Linked DNA regions of Homo sapiens: region 2 is linked to region 1. Evidence: chromatin loops called from intact Hi-C (ENCODE). Cell type or tissue: MCF 10A. All regions are shown on one strand.

Region 1 (8,000 bases):
TAAAAAGAGTATTTCTTCACTTTTAATTATTTTAAATTCTCTTTAGTATTGTCTCTTCCAGGGTTTGGTATCTGTATCTGGTTCCATCATTCCTAAACCTACCTTCAGAGAAAACATCTAATTAATTACCCACACCTTCCATTAAAACCAGAGATTGGGATCATTTTGAATTAGAAGAGACAGACCCTTATGATCCCACAATTGTGTTCCTTGGTTTTTATCCAAATGAGCTGAGAATTCACGTCCACAGAAAAACCTGCGCACAGATGATTATAGCAGCTTTACTCATAATTGCCAAAACTTGGAAGTAACAAAGATGTCCTTTGGTAGATGAGTGGATAAACAATGTGATACATTAAGACAATTGGATATTTTTCAGCACAAAAAGAAATGAGCTATCAAGCCATGACAAGACATGGAGGAACCCTAAATGCATATTTCCCAGTGAAAGAAGCCCATCTGAAAGGCTACGGACGGTAAGAGTTCAACAGTGTGACCCTCTGGAAACGGCAAAACTATGGAGACAGTAAAACAATCGGTGGTTTCCAGGGGCTAGAGAAGAAGGAAAGATGAAGAGGGGATTGCAGAGGATTTTTAGGGCAGTGAAACTATCTGTATGCTACCATAATGATGAACACATATCATTGTACGTTTGTCCAAATCCATAGAATGTACAACACCAAGGATGAACCCTAATGTCAACTATGGATTCTGGTGACGATGACATGTTGATGAAAGTGCCCTGAGGGATTGTTCACAGACCTACACCAGGAAAAGAAGTTTCTGCTCATGAATGCCACTCTGGCTCTCAACCTGTGCATGAGTGAGATCCCCACAGACGGGAGCTCACAGTTCTCTTTCTGCCCCCATTAACCTGGAAGGAATCTGGCCTCAAGAGGTGGGCAAGATTGGATCAGGCACCAGAGGCCTTGGCGGTCATTCTTGTCAGGCAGCCTTGCCAAGCTGGAGGCAGAGGCTGGTGACAGGTGGGACAGCAATTCCAAGGAGAGGTGGTGATGGCCCAAATCAGGGGCATGGCAGAGCCGTGGGGAGAGAGGAAGAGAGATGGAGGGGCAGCAGTGCCGGGATGTGGGGGTTACTGGGAAACAGAGGACAAGCAAATGCGGTGACCGGAGGGGACACCTGCACTTCTCCGTTGGGCAACTTCCCGTGCTCACGGAGGCCTCTCATGTTGTTCGTAAGCTACTGAGGCAGTGTGTGACGAGATGCTGAAACCTTGGCTGGTAAATGCACTTCAGGCCTTCAACTTCCTGGCTACTACAGCCGAGGTGGGGTTTGGGTAGCTGTGAGTAAGCCAGATGCGACGGACCGTGTAGTGATAGAGTCCTCACTGAAAGGTCCAGAAGAAATCCCATAAGGTCATCAAACCCAGGCTCTGAATGGAGTTCCACTAGGACACAGTGGGCCCGTGGATGGTAACTGTCACATCCACAAGGCTATTCCTTGTGGCACAATCTTCGTCATAGGATCATTGAAACAGCTGAACTTGGTGGGAAGAAATCGGGAAACAGCTTTTGTTTTCCTACCACTACCTTGCAAACACGATGTGGATGAACCTTGAAAACATGATGTCGAGTGAAAAAAGTCAGACACAAAAGGCCACAAATTGTACAATTCCATTTATATGAAATGTCCAGAGTAGAGAAATTCATAGAAACAGAAAGTAGATGAATGGTGGGCAGGGGCTGGGAAGAGGGGAATGGGGAGTGACTGCTCATGGGCACAGGGGTCGTTTTAGGAGGGACAAAAATGTTCTGAAATTGATGGTGACAATGGTCGCACAACCTTGTGAATGTACTAAAAACCACTGCATTGTATGCTTTACACAGGCGAGTTGTACAGTATGTGGATTATACCTCAGTAAAACTGGTATATATATATATATATATAAAGAGAGAAAGAGCGAGAGAGTTCCACATTAATTTCCGATAAGCACCCTTTGTAAACTAAAAAAACAAAAGACACTTCATTCAATGCTGTCTATCTTAAACGAACACTTAAATATATCTTTAACGATGAAGGATTAGTACAGTTTTTTCTAACCTTGGAGTGGTGGGGGCCATTTCAGGATCGCCTGTGGGGCCTTGTTCAAATCCACCCTCCCCCCAGCAAAGCACCCCCTTCACTGACCCTGGTCTTCCCACACTTGTGAATCACTACATTAGAAGAATTCCCTGAAAATAGGGAACCAGACTTGAAAACTTGTCATTACCAAAGTTACGTAAGATTGCTCTGGAAGTTCCTTTTTTTTTTTTTTTTTTTTTTTTTTTTGAGACGGAGTCTCAGTCTGTTGCCCAGGCTAGAATGCAATGGCGTGATCTTGGCTCACTGCAGCCTCTGCCTCCCAGGTTCAAGCGATTCTCCTGCCTCAGCCTCCTGAATAGCTGGGATTACAGGCGTACACCACCACGCCCAGCTAGATTGTTCTGGAAGTTCTAGCCAGGGTGCTGTAAGTCAGGAGACAGAGAAAAGAGGTATAATTATCCTAGAAGGGTGTGTGAATCTTTGTTCAGCTAAGTTGACCCTATACCTAAAAAAAGTCCAAGAAAAGTTATTACACTACAACAGAAAGTTCAATTATATAGCTGGATACTAAATACACAAACATCAACAATCTTTTCGTGTTCCTACACAATGAGCCAGTTTGAAATTAGAATTGAAACAGAGTACTTTCACACAAAAAAGCAATAAACTCCCAAATATCTAGCAATAAGCTTAATATGAAATGTGCAAGACCCTGTATGTTGCAAACTGCTCAACCTTAGTAAGAGCCAAAAGAAGCCATGGAGACATGTCCCCAGTCCCAGATGGGGAAATTAAATTTTGCAAAGTTGTTCCACCTTCTGAGATTAATTTGTTGGCTTAATGTGATGCTAAGCAAAATGTTTATGAAAATCGGCAAATGCAAAAAATGAGCAAAACCTGCATGTATTAAGATTGTTACAGTTTATTAAGTGTAAAGTTTATATCCAAAGAAAACCAGTGTAAACACATATCAATCTCTAGTTAGTGGCATACTTGCTGAAAACTTAGGGGGATGTGTACTGATGTCTGCAATTTACTATGAAATGTATGAAAGAATAAGATGGATTGATGGATGGATAGAGGGATGAACAAATGAATAGGTACATGAAAAAGACTATAGTAATCTGCCTCTTATCAGAGCAGAAAAATGAATAAAAAGAAAAAGGAAAATACAGTAGAATGTTAATGAGAGAATCTGGGTGGTATTTGAGTTGTTCGCTAAAATTTTTTCAACCTTGTTTAATATGGGAAAGTTTTTGGCTGGACACAGTGGCTCACGCCTGTAATCCCAACACTTTGGGAGGCTGAGGCGGGAGGATCGATGGAGCCCAGGAGTTCAAGACCAGCCTGGGCAACATAAGGAGACCTTGTTTCTACTAAAAATTTTTACAAAAATTAGTTGGATGTGGTGTTGCATGCCTGTGGTCCCAAATACTCAAGAAGCTGAGGGAGGAGGGTCTATTGAGCCCCGGAGTTAACGGCTGCAAGGAGCTATGATCACGCCACTTCACTCCAGCCTGAGTGAAAAAGTGAGACCCTGTCTCAAAAAAAAAAAAGGTTCATAATAAAATGGGAAAAATACAGAGCAAAGAACAACAAAAACCAAAATGCATATAAAAGAAGATTCCAGCTTGAAAAATATGAGCTGGATAAAGATGGGGTGGAAATGGGCTAAAATGTTAACTATGATGAAATTATAGGTGATTTTTATTTACTTGTTCATACTCCATGCATTGATTGAGCTTTTTCTTTCTTTTTAAAAACAATATCCAAGTACTACTTTTATTTTAATTTTTTTAAACAGGGTCTCACTCTGTCACCCAGGCTGGAGTGCAGTGGTGTGATCTCGGCTCACTATAGCCTCAGCCTCCCGAGTAGCTGAGACTACAGTCATGTGCCACCATGCCCGGCTAATAGTTTATTTTTTTTTTTGCAGAGATGGGGGTCTCACTTTGTTGTCCATGCTGGTCTCGAACTCCTGCTTAAGAGACCTTCCTGCCTTGGCCTCCCAAAGTGTTGGAATTACAGGTGTGAGCCATTGTCCCTGGATCAGGAGTTGCTTCTTATGGATGAGCAAAGAAAGTAGTTTCTTAAGACACAATCTCCTCCTGGTGAAGATGTTGTGAACATTATTGAAATGACAACAAAAGATTAGAATATTCCATAAACTTAGTTGATAAATTAGTGGGATTCTTCCATTTCTCCACCAGGTGACAGCATAAGCACGTCAAAATAGCAAAAATTGTCTCAGAACACAGTATTTGGTCTGACATTGAACATTACTGCTGTTAATTGACTAGGTGTTTATTTTGACATGTTACTTGCACAAAGGATTAGAATATTATGTCAACCTAGTTGATAAACCAGTAACAGGGCTTGAAAAGATTGACTCTACTTTTGAAAGAAGTTCTAATGTGAGTAAAATGCTATCAAAAAGCATCGCATGCTACAGAGAAATCTTTTGTGAAAGGTAGAGCCAATTGATGCAGCAAACTTCCTTGCTGTGTTATTTTAAGAAATTGCCATAGCCAACCCAGCCTTCAGCAATCACCACCCTGATCAGTCAGCAGCCAGCGACATAAAGGCAAGACCCTCCACCAGCAAAATGATTACAACTCACTAAATGCTCACATGATCCTTAGCATTTTTTAGCAATAAAGTGTTTTTTGTTTTTTGAGACTAGGTCTCACTCTCGCCCAGACTCCTGGAGTGCAGTGGCACTATCACGGCTCACTGAAGCCTCAACCACCCGGGCGCAAGCGATCCTCCCACCTCAGCCTCCAGAATAGTTGGGACTACAGGTGTGCACCACCACGCCTGGCTAATTTTTGTATTTTTTGTAGAGATGGGGTATTGCCATGTTGTCCAGGCTGGTCTTGAATTCCTGAGCTCAAGCAATCCTCCCGCCTAGGCCTCCCAAAGTGGCGGGATCACAGGCATGAGCCACCTCGCCCGGCCTGCAATATAGTAATTTTAATTTAGGATACTACATTTTTTTAAGGCATAATACTATTGCACACTGAAGACTACAATATAGAGTAAACATAATGTTTATATGCATTGGAAAACCAAAAAAAATATGCGACTCAGGTTATAGAGATATTTGCATTATTTTGGTGGTCTGGAACTGAACCTGCAATATATCCAAGGTATGTCTGTGGGTGTGTGTGTGTGTGTGTGTGTATGTGTGTGTGTGTGTGTGAGATGTTCATGGCAACATTTATTTTTAATAGAAAAGAAAAGAACTGGCCAGGCGTGGTGGCTCTCGCCTGTAATCCCAGCACTTTGGGAGGCCGAGGCAAGTGGATCACCTGAGGCCGGGAGTTCGAGACCAGCCTGAGCAACATGGAGAAACCCCATTTCTACTAAAATTACAAAATTAGCCGGATGTGGTGATGGGTGCCTGTAATCCCAGCTACTTGGGAGGCTGAGGCAGAAGAATTGCTTGAACCCAGGAGGTGGAGGTTGCGGTGAGCCTGAGATGGAGCCATTGCACTCTAGCCTGGGCAACGAGAGCAAAACTCTGTCTCAAAAAAAAAAAAAAAAAAAAAAGAAAAGAAATTAAAGCAACCAAGATATCTGAATATCTGAACAGGGTCAAAGGGTCAAACTACTAGATATTTGTATAAATGAAGAAACTTGATTTTAGGTAAACAAAGCAAGAATCAAGTATAAGAACCATGTCCAAGATTAGCACCTAAATAGCAGAAAAGCTGACTTTATACTGAGAGAACTATTATACCCTGATTTGTGTATCTCTCCTACCTAGGAACTCAGAATCTTGAGTCAATGGTAAAGTGAAATTATGGGTAATTTTTTCTTTCTTTGTACTTTTATGGATTCTTTGTTCTATACTGAGCATGTATGAATTTTTAATAAAAGTTATAAATAATGAACACATCTGGATTTTATAAATTACTCTACATTCATAAAGCATTCTTCTGCAAGGTGGCAGCATAAGCCCTTCCGAGTACAGTATTTGTCCTGAAATTGAACACTATTGCTGTTCATTGCTCAGTTGTTTATTTTGACATGTTACTTGCACAAGCAAATTATTCATTATATTGTTAATTTTTATGAAAGAATTACTATATATTTATTGCAAAGTTGGTATACAGAATAGGATAAAACTCTAAATCACCTGTTGTGGCACTACTCAGGTATAACCAAGATTAACACTCTGAAATTATCTTCATGTTCACAGATGTGTGCTGGAAACAGGAAATGACATGTTTTTAAAGCAAAATGTGCCACCCCATACAATTGTTTGCTTTTTAAAATTTAAAAAAAAAAAAGTTTGTGGCCGGGCACGGTGGCTCATGCCTGTAATCCCAACACTTTGGGAGGCCGAGGTGGGCAGATCACCTTAGGCCAGAAGTTCGAGACCAGCCTGGCCAACATGGTGAAACCCCGTCTCTACTAAAAATTCAAAAATTAGGCGGGCATGGTGGCAGGCACCTGTAATCCCAGCTACTCGGGAGGCTGAGTCAGGAGAATCACTTGAACCCGGGAGGCAGAGGTTGCAGTGAGCCGAGATTGTGCCATTGCACTCTGGCGGGGGTGACAGAGCAAGACTGTCTCAAAAAATAAATAAGTAAATAATACATAAACAATGATTGCGAGTACATAGTAGGTGTATATAGTAGGAAACTACTGAAGAAGTTTGAAGCTAGCAGAGGCTAGTTCATGAAGCTTAAGGAAAGAAGCCGTCTCCATAACATAAAAGTGCAGGGTGCAGCAGCAAGTGCTCCAGAAGACCTAGCTGAGACCACGGATGAAGGTGGCCACACTCAACAACACATTTTCAATGTAGACGAATGGGCTTATATTGGAAGAAGATGCTACTAGGACTTTCATACCTGGAGAGGCTTCACAGCTTCAAAGGACAGGCTGCCTCTTGTCAGGGGCTAATGCAGCTGGTGACTTTAAATTGAAGCCGACACTCATTTGCCGTTCCAAAAATCCTAAGGCCCTTAAGAATGATGCTAAATCTACTCTGCCTGTGCTCTAGAAATGGAACAAAGCCCGGATGACAGCACGTCTGTCTAGAGCATGGTTTACTGGTTTACCGAGTGTTTTAAGCCCACTGTTGAGAAGTACTGCTCAGAAAAAAGATTCCTTTTCAAATGCTACTACCCATTGACAAGGCACCTGGTCACCCAAGAGCTCTGAGGGAGAGCTCCAGGGAGATTCACATTGTTTTCAGGCCTGCGAGCACAACATGCATTCTGCAGCCCATGGCTCCACGGATCATCTCCCCTTTCAAGTCTTATTGTTGAAGAAGTCCATTTCATAAAGCTATAGCCGCCATAGAGAGCGATTCCTCTGATGCATCTGGGCCAATCCAACGGAAAGGACTCACTGTTCCAGATGCCACTCGGAACAGTCGTGGGTTTTCGTGGAGACAGCTGAGCCCGCGGAAGGAGGCAGCTGGGACAGGGCCCCGCGGCACCGCAGCGCTGTGAGAGCAGAGCGGCTCTGACTGCGCCCGCGGCTGCAGAGCTACCGGCCTGGGGCCCTTCCTCCCGGAGGCGGGGGTGGCGGCCCAGGGGCAGTGGGCGCTGAGCGAGCTTTGGAGCAGCCTGGAAGTCTATGGTAGGGGCGTCCTCGTGGGTGCGTGGTACCAGCTTCACTGTGCCCTGGGGAATCCGATTCTCTGCCCTCCCCTTCAGCTCGGCCTGCTTCTGCACGTTCTGGGGACGATGGTCTTGCCATAGACCCCGGGAGCCAGATCCCCTCTCACAGGACATGGAGCCCCGGGGCGTGAATGCCAAAGGATACCCAGCCCGGCTTCCATCCGTGATTTCAGCTAGGTCTTCTGGAGAACTTGCTGCGATCTCTCCGTCAGCACTTTTATGTTATGGAGACGGCTTCTTTCCTTAAACTTCATGAACTAGCCTCTGCTAGTTTCAGACTTCTTCTGTACTTTCCTACTATATACACCTACTATGTAC
Region 2 (8,000 bases), 1.2 Mb before region 1:
GGCCATTTAAATAAAACGGGAAGGAAAGCACAGAACCGTCTCTGTGAGATAACCTAATTTTAGGACAAAGCTGTCCACTCTACAGCATATATCTGACTGGGGTAATCATGCCACATTTTCACTTAGCACTAACTTAATTACTTCCAGTGTGGATTTCAATATTGCAAGGCGTTCCTGCATCTCTACAGTCACACTGACCTAAATTAGGGAGATTAGTATAGCAGTTTCAAACAATTTTTTCCTAACTTTTAAACACTTTCCAAATATTCCCTACAAAATTAACTGACAAAGGTGGACTGTGAATTACATCTATGGAAGCATCTGTTTGGAACCACTTTTTTTGCAGCTCCTACATGGCTTGCTTTTTAAGATTTTGTAAAATGTGAGAACATATGAATAAAATTTGACGCCAGGGAAAAGAAGGGCAAAAAAAGTTGACAGGCTTTATCTGCTGCCTTAGAGAACATGAAGAAGACCCAGAAACTACCTTTCAACACTCGCCAGCCGCTCTGCACAAGATGAGACAACAGCCAAGAGATGAACATAAACATGTTTGGAAACCTGGGGGAAGCCCTGCATTGCTCCAAGACCAAGCGGGCAGGGCCTCTGAATGTAACTAAGGCATGAACTAACTGTTTCCTCTTCTGTATCCACTGGAGCTAATAAAAAGCATCCCCTAGGACCACAAATAAAACAAAACAAAGAGACATATTTTATTTCCAGGATTTTCTGTAGTGGCTAGCATGAACCAACTGGAGAATATTCCGCTCTGAGATTGAATTTTGGGTGTTTCAGAGTCAGAGAGCAAAGCTGACTCCCTTCTGGTCTCTTCTCCTCATTGTTTCTGGGACTCTGAATGCCCAGCCCTCCTCAGGCACTATGTAGCACATCAAAGGTCGACTTTGAGTTCCATGGAGTGCCAAGGCCAGGAGTTCACTTCGCCTTTTGTTTTCTTAGCAATCTGTGTTTCACTGGGACACAGATGGACAACAGTTGAATATCAAACATGGTAAATGGAGCCTGGGCAACATAACAAGACCTTGTCTCTGCCAAATAAATAAATAAATAAATAAAATAAAATAATCAGGGCAAGTGGCACACACCCCTAGTCCCAGAGAGGCTGAAGTAAGATCGCCTGAGCCTGGGAGGTTGAGGCTGCAGTGAGCTGTGATTGCACCACTGCACTCCATGCTGGGTAACAAAGTGAGACCCTGTTTTCTAAAATAATAAGAAAACAGAAAAGAAAAAAAGATGGTGAATGGGATTCACTTGATGTTTAAATGGCGATTCCTAATGGGAATGTTTCTTCCTGGTCTTTCTGGACATTGCCTGAGATAGCTAAGGTAGTTAGCAACATGGTAACAACTTCTGTGCTCAAAAAGAAACTGAAGGGGAGGTGTCCATATGTATTCAACACTTTTCTTTTTCCTCTCCTGCAAATAATTAGTAGCTACCATTCTGAATTGATGAGAGTTCAGGTGGTATTTATCCCTGAGGAATTTATTTCCAGCATCTCAATGTTCATAATGCTTTTCATATATGGAGGAGGACGGTGCTAGGAAAAGCATTCAGTTGAGAGCATTCATACAGGCAGAAATGCTCCTGAATTACTGATACAGAGGAAGCCAGTGAAGACCAGTGGCGTGATTGGAGAAATGGTCAGCTCATTTATATTAGTAGGATGTCGCCCAGTGAATTACTGCTTCCTGGCATTATGCACAAAGAAAGAAATGAAAAGAGATCTAAACCCTTTTCTGTTTTCAGAAGATTAGGTGCACATGTTCATTGTTTATTTAAAATCAAAAGACTTTTTATCATTGTCTGCAAAAACTTTAAAGTTATGACTATCATAACTGCCTACTCAGACATTAAGGGATTATAAGACATCATAGATAGATAGATAGATAGATAGATAGATAGATAGATAGATAGATAGATAATTTAGATAGATACAATTTTGTATGTATATATACACAAAATTTCCATAAGTACAAGGACTATTTGTAGACTCTATTTTTCTTTGTCAGTTTGTACATTTTAATTCTAATTATATAATTTAAATTTTACAAGCCTTATTATTTTTGTTTTATACACTCAATATTCATTATGATTTAATATTTATTTATCCTTTACATTGCTTCTTCTTTCTTATATTTCCATGTTTCCATCTGGGATCATTCCTTCTGCTGGAAGAAGTTAAATATATGCAACTGTATATATATATTAGTATGGTTCTATTGGAAACAGATTTTCTCAGATTTCCTTTTTTTTTTTTTTTTTTTTGAGATGGAGTTTCGCTCTTTTTGCCCAGGCTGGAGTGCAATGGTGCGATCTCGGCTCACCGCAACCTCCGCCTCCTGGGTTCAAGTGATTCTTCTGCCTCAGCCTCCCAAGTAGCTGGGATTACAGGCATGCGCCACCACGTCCGGCTAATTTTGTGTTTTTTAGTAGAGAAAGGGTTTCTCCATGTTGGCCAGGCTGGTCTTGAACTCCCGACTTCAGGTGATTTGCCCGCCTCGGCCTCCCAAAGTGCTGGGATTACAGGCGTGAGCCACCATGCCCGGCCTCAGATTTCTTTTTGAGGGGATGCATTGCCATGTCTTTGTTTCATTTTTATTTTTGGAGAATACTCTTTCTACAACAGAATTCTAGATTAGCAGTTATATCCTGTCCTCATTATCGTTGTTCATTTTTTCAAAGTAGAACACGGGTCTTTTCTGTCATTTTGGACCAGAAGATTTCCCACTCAGTGGTCTTCAAGCCACTCAGCAGACAAGGGAATTACTTCTTGCTGAGGATACAAAAATCTCCCCATCTGCTTTGCTCTTACCTTGTTGAGCTTATGGAACTGACTTATTCCCAAGACCCCTTCCTTTGAAACTCCTGTTCCTAAACAGCACATATCCCTAGATTTCCCATGTCTCTTCCTCAGTTTTTTTCCCTGGAGCCTCTTTTTACATCCTTCTGGATTCGTCACTGTTCTTGAAATAATCTGTTCCATGTGATAGAATCGAAGGGCAAGTTGGACAAGGAGGCTTTGCATGGGAAAGAAGTCCATGTGGCAGGAATTGAGGACACTGTTGCTCTACCTTACAGAGCCCAGTCAGTACTGGGGCTCTGTCTTCTCTCTATGCTGTGAAAACCAGAATCTCGTTTGCCAGTCCTGACTTGGTGTCCACTTGGGTGAGGGGCTCTGGCCCAGGTGTGGGTCATTTATTTTTGACCGGGGCCCACCACAGACCCTGAGTTTCCTTCCCAGAGATGAAGACTCTGCTTTGGGTCAAGCAGCTATGCAAAGAGGCGGTGTCTACGAGTGGCTCCTTGGGGGCCTTTCCCTAGTTGCTCTGCAGAGCTGTAAGATTTGCATGTGTCTCTCTCAACCACCTCTGCCCTGAGCTTTCACTACGCTACGTAAGACCAACTCCCTGTTGGGCGTTTCCAAGGGCGAGACACACGCACAATCCTGCCTCAGGAACCCAGCCCCCATTGCCCAGTGCAGGAAGCGTGCCTGGCCTATTGCAAAAGTACCCAAGACGGTCAATTAAATAAAAGCTGCTGAAAGCATAGAGCCTGCAAAAGACTGCCTGGGTATGAACCCCAGTCGACCCTGTGGAAGCTTTTAGAAGTGTGGACTTGGGGATATTATATATGTTCTCTGTAGCTCAGTGTTCTCAAATGGAAAATGGGAAAAACATACCAACTTTGTGGTGTCATAAGTATTCACTGAGTTAATATCGGTGAACACCACCGGAAGTGTTAGCTCTTATCACGTCTTTCTAAAATTAGGATATGCTATTATTGTTGCCCTCTTTAAAAATCATGGCTGGATCCCCCCTGCTGATGTGACAGTTGTTTATCATGCAGTAAGAGTTGCTTTATAATGTCTTCCCTCCTCAAAGTTCATCTTTCCCCAGACCCATCAGTGTCAGCCACGCTACGGAAGAACTAAACAGCTGGCGCCTTCACGCTGTCACTCCATGCCCATGCCAGTGGTGGATGTTGCTCTCTCCCCTGAAATGGTCGTCTCTCCTCTTGGCCTGCCAACCCTGGTGCACTGAGAAATGTATTATTGTCCCCACCTTAGGTAACTGTATTGTCCTATGGGCAGCCTTTTCTAACATTCTCAGATGACACCTCCTGAGTATTTTCTTCATGCTGTTCATTTTTATTATGTTCGCCACGCCTTATCAAGTCTTTGTTTACATGTCCATGTCCATCTCCACTTCTTATGGCTGATGGCTATTTCTGATAGGCGCTCAACAAATTATTTGCCTGGAACTGGAAATACTCGACACTCCTCAATTTGCGGCCTCTTTTTTTCTTACAACTTCTTAATTGTTGTATTCAATATGTAATTTTTACTCTAGGTGTTCAGAAGTATGATATAAGAATTTACGAATAGCATAAACGTTATCTGAAATTATGGAGGCCTAAACCCAAAATTCATCAGACCACATTCTCTCTGCTTCCCAGAATGTATTAGTAGTTTGGCTGATTTAATGCTGGCTGTCCTGGTTACACTTGCCAGCAGGGGGCACCAAAGGGCTACCCTGGGAGAAAGCCCCAGAACTTGCTTCCAAAGTCAGAGTTGACACTGGAGCCTGAAGTTCCCTCATAGACAAGACACCTTCGAAGACAAAGCTTAAGATGGCAATAATGAATTATCCTCCAGCAAAGCCTGAAGAGGACCAGCGAAGCAAGGAAGGAAATCCTCAAACCATTACCTGAGAGACAAATCAGGTGTCAGATCAAAGATGAATTTAGTATTAGAGAGATACTTCTTAAGTAAAGCACAAAATGCATTAACTAAAAAAAGATAGAGAGGCCGGGCGCAGTGGCTCACATCTGTAATCTCAGCACTTTGGGAGGCCGAGGCGGGAGGATTGCCTGAGGTCAGGAGTTCGAGACCAGTCTGGCGAACATGGTGAAACCCCGTCTCTACTAAAAATACAAAAAAAAAAAAAAAAAAAAAAAAAAAAAAAAAATTAGCCGGGCATGGTGGCGTGTGCCTGTAATCCCAGCTATCCAGGAAGCTGAGGCAGGGGAATTGCTTGAACCAGGGAGGTGGAGGTTGTAGTGAGCCGAGATCATGCCACTGCACTCCAGCCTGGTGACAGAGCAAGACTCCATCAAAAAAACAAAACAAAACAAAACAAACAAACAAACAAAAAACAGAGAGAGAGAAAATTTCAATCCACTTGGTCATGTTAAAATTAAGGCATATTGTTTACCAAAGACATCTTAAAGAAAGAAAAGAGACTAATTACAATGTGGTAGAAAATGCCTTCACAATACACACCAGACAAAGTGTTGGAATAAAGAATATGGAATTAATTCCTACACATGAAAAGAAAAGAGCACAAACAGAACAAAAAAAAAAAAGAGAAAATCTTATAAACAGGCATGGACAGAGGAAGAAACGTGTTTCTAAAAGACATGTTTAGCATCATTGGTGATTGGAAAAAATATAAAATAAGCCCACACTCTCTGTTATTTTTTACTTTGGCAACAATTTAATAAAAGTCTGACCATGCTAATTCAGCTGCAATTTAGAAGTCTGACCATGCTAACTTCTTTGAAAGTGTATGGCTCTACAGCATCTTTTATTTTTAAGATATTAGAGATGGGGTATTACTATTGCCCGTGCTGGTCTCAAACTCCTGGATTCAAGCGATCTTCCTGTCTCAGCCTTCTGAGTAGCTGGGACTACAGGCATGAACCGCTGCACCTGGCTTCAAAGCATCTTTGATACTTTGCTGGTGCGAGTATCGATTAATGCAATGACTCTGGAAAAGAGTCGGACATCACCACCAAAAAACCAACCACCCGCATAGATGACGATCCCTCATTTTCACTCCTGGTGCAACCCAACTGAAGCTACCGCATATATATTATCAAAGTCTTGACCAAGCAACTTTACAGCAGCACAGCTCACGTTATCAAAATCCTGAAACCAATAAAGTGTCCATCGATAGGACAACAGCTGCATAAACTCTTGCACATTCACATACTGAAATATTGTACAGCTGTTAAAATTAACTACAGAAATGCATATGTTAAACAAAAACCTTAACAGTATGTGAAAAAAATGCCAACAGACTACACATGGTAAGATATACTATCTCTTTATAAAGTTAAAGGTAACTAGAATAAAAAAAATACTTATTAGTAGCAAATATATGCAATAGGGCAGGCGCCATGGCTCATGCCTGTAATCCCAGCACTTTGGGAGGCCAAGGTGGGTGGATCACTTGAGGTCAGGAGTTCGAGACCAGCCTGGCCAACATGGCAAAACCCTGTCTACAAAAATAGAAAAATTAGCCGGGCATGGTGGCATGCACTGTAGTACCAACTACTCAGGAGGCTGAGGCAGGAGAATAGCTTAAACCCAGGAGGCAAAGGTTGCAGTGAGCAGAGATCGTGCCACTGCACCCCAGGCTGGGTGACAGAGGGAGACTCTGTCTCAAAAAAAAAAAAAAAACACAAGTATATGCAATAAATTTATATAAAAGGGGAAGAAGCGATCATCGTAGACATAGATTATAAGATAATAGTGGGTAAAACAGGAGGATTTGTTGATTGTATAAGGCCTAGCTTTTGTTAGTGGCAGTGGGATTTTCTGGTGTCCATTACGCTATTAACAATACCTAATTAAATAGTTAGCTAAATAAGTAAAATGGGCTATACCTGGAACAATGTTGCAAATGTCACGGACCAGGAGTTACAATTTATCTAACTCAGTGTACCTGAAAATTAAAAATATAATGAAGTCAAAATAACAGTGCCAGACACTGCATGGTCACTTAAGCAGCAACACAGGGTCCTAAGCTTCTGTTGCAATATTAAATGCATCATTTGTTAAAAGAATGGGTCAGAAAGCAATGGTTTGTTTGTTTGTTTGTTTTGTATTCTTTCTGGATGGAAAGTCAGAGAAGAATAAGGCTTAGTAATTGAGTGTTTTTCTTAGGAATAATAAGGAACCAAAAGATAGTGTTCAGATGACTGAAAAGTGTTAGCCTTGGGGATAAAATAGCCCTAGACTTTTGTAGAGCTGTCTCAAGTACCTAGTGAAACAATATGTCACTGTCAGAAAAAATGAGAAGGTAAAGAGTCCAAGACAGGGAACTGACACATGAGGAGAAGATGAGAACTCCGTGGTTTAAACAACCCATGCTTGCAATGACACTGGTCTTCTTTTTTTATTATTATTTTTATTTTTCCATAAGTTATTGGGGTACAGGTTGTATTTGGTTACATGAGTAAGTTCTTCAGTGGTGATTAGTGGGATTTTGGTGCACCCATCACCTGAGCAGTGTACACTGCACCATATTTGTAGTTTTTTTGTCTCTCGTCCCCCTCCCGCTCTTCTCCCCAAGTCTCCAATCTTTGGCATGGGTGCGATGAACAGGGAACACTTCTACACTGCTGGTGGGAATGTAAACTAATACAGTCGCTATGGAAAACAGTGTGGAGATTCCTTAAAAAACTAAAAGTAGAACTACCATTTGATCCAGCAATCCTGCTACTGGATATCTACCCAGAGGAAAAGAAGTCATTATTCGAAAAAGATGTTTGCACACACATGTTTATAGCAGCACCATTCACAATTGCAAAATTGTGGAACCAACCCAAATCAATCAACAAGTAGATAAAGAAACTGTGATATATATATGATGGAATACTATGCAGCCATAAAAAGCAATGAATTAACAGCATTTGCAGTGCCCTGGATGAGATTGGAGACTATTATTCTAAGTGAAGTAACTCAGGAATGGAAAACCAAACATTGTGTGTTCTCACTGATATGTGGGAGCTAAGCTATGAGGACGCAAAGGCATAAGAATGAGGCTGGCCTTCTGTGGAGCTCACTGTGCCTGTCTGCAGGGAGGGAATGCCTTTCTTTATAGTTTTTCACTCTCCTGGGAGACACGGATTTCAGGATCAGCATTATATGCATAATGTTCAAAATAAAATGGGCCAAATGAGATCACATAGGAGTA

Evidence for each region. A loop is a pair of places that touch in the nucleus more often than their neighbours do. Peaks named below come from ENCODE experiments on the same cell type or tissue, not always from the same donor. Only the 100,000 strongest peaks of a DNase experiment are listed, where the experiment ranks them.
Region 2: a loop joins it to region 1, with 8 times the contacts of the local background. A loop is called at or near these places in 8 of 110 quality-filtered maps.

What each region holds. Positions count from the first base shown.
Region 1 is chrX:9,984,705-9,992,704 of GRCh38, forward strand. No RefSeq gene overlaps it. Among named protein-coding and RNA genes, the nearest start is that of CLDN34, 21 kb to the left of the region's middle. In MCF 10A, a CTCF peak has its summit at 4,266 (motif pointing right); no DNase peak of the experiment used is centred here.
Region 2 is chrX:8,738,796-8,746,795 of GRCh38, forward strand. No RefSeq gene overlaps it. Among named protein-coding and RNA genes, the nearest start is that of ANOS1, 11 kb to the left of the region's middle. In MCF 10A, CTCF peaks have their summits at 11 and 4,531 (motif pointing right); a DNase peak (open chromatin) is centred at 4,546.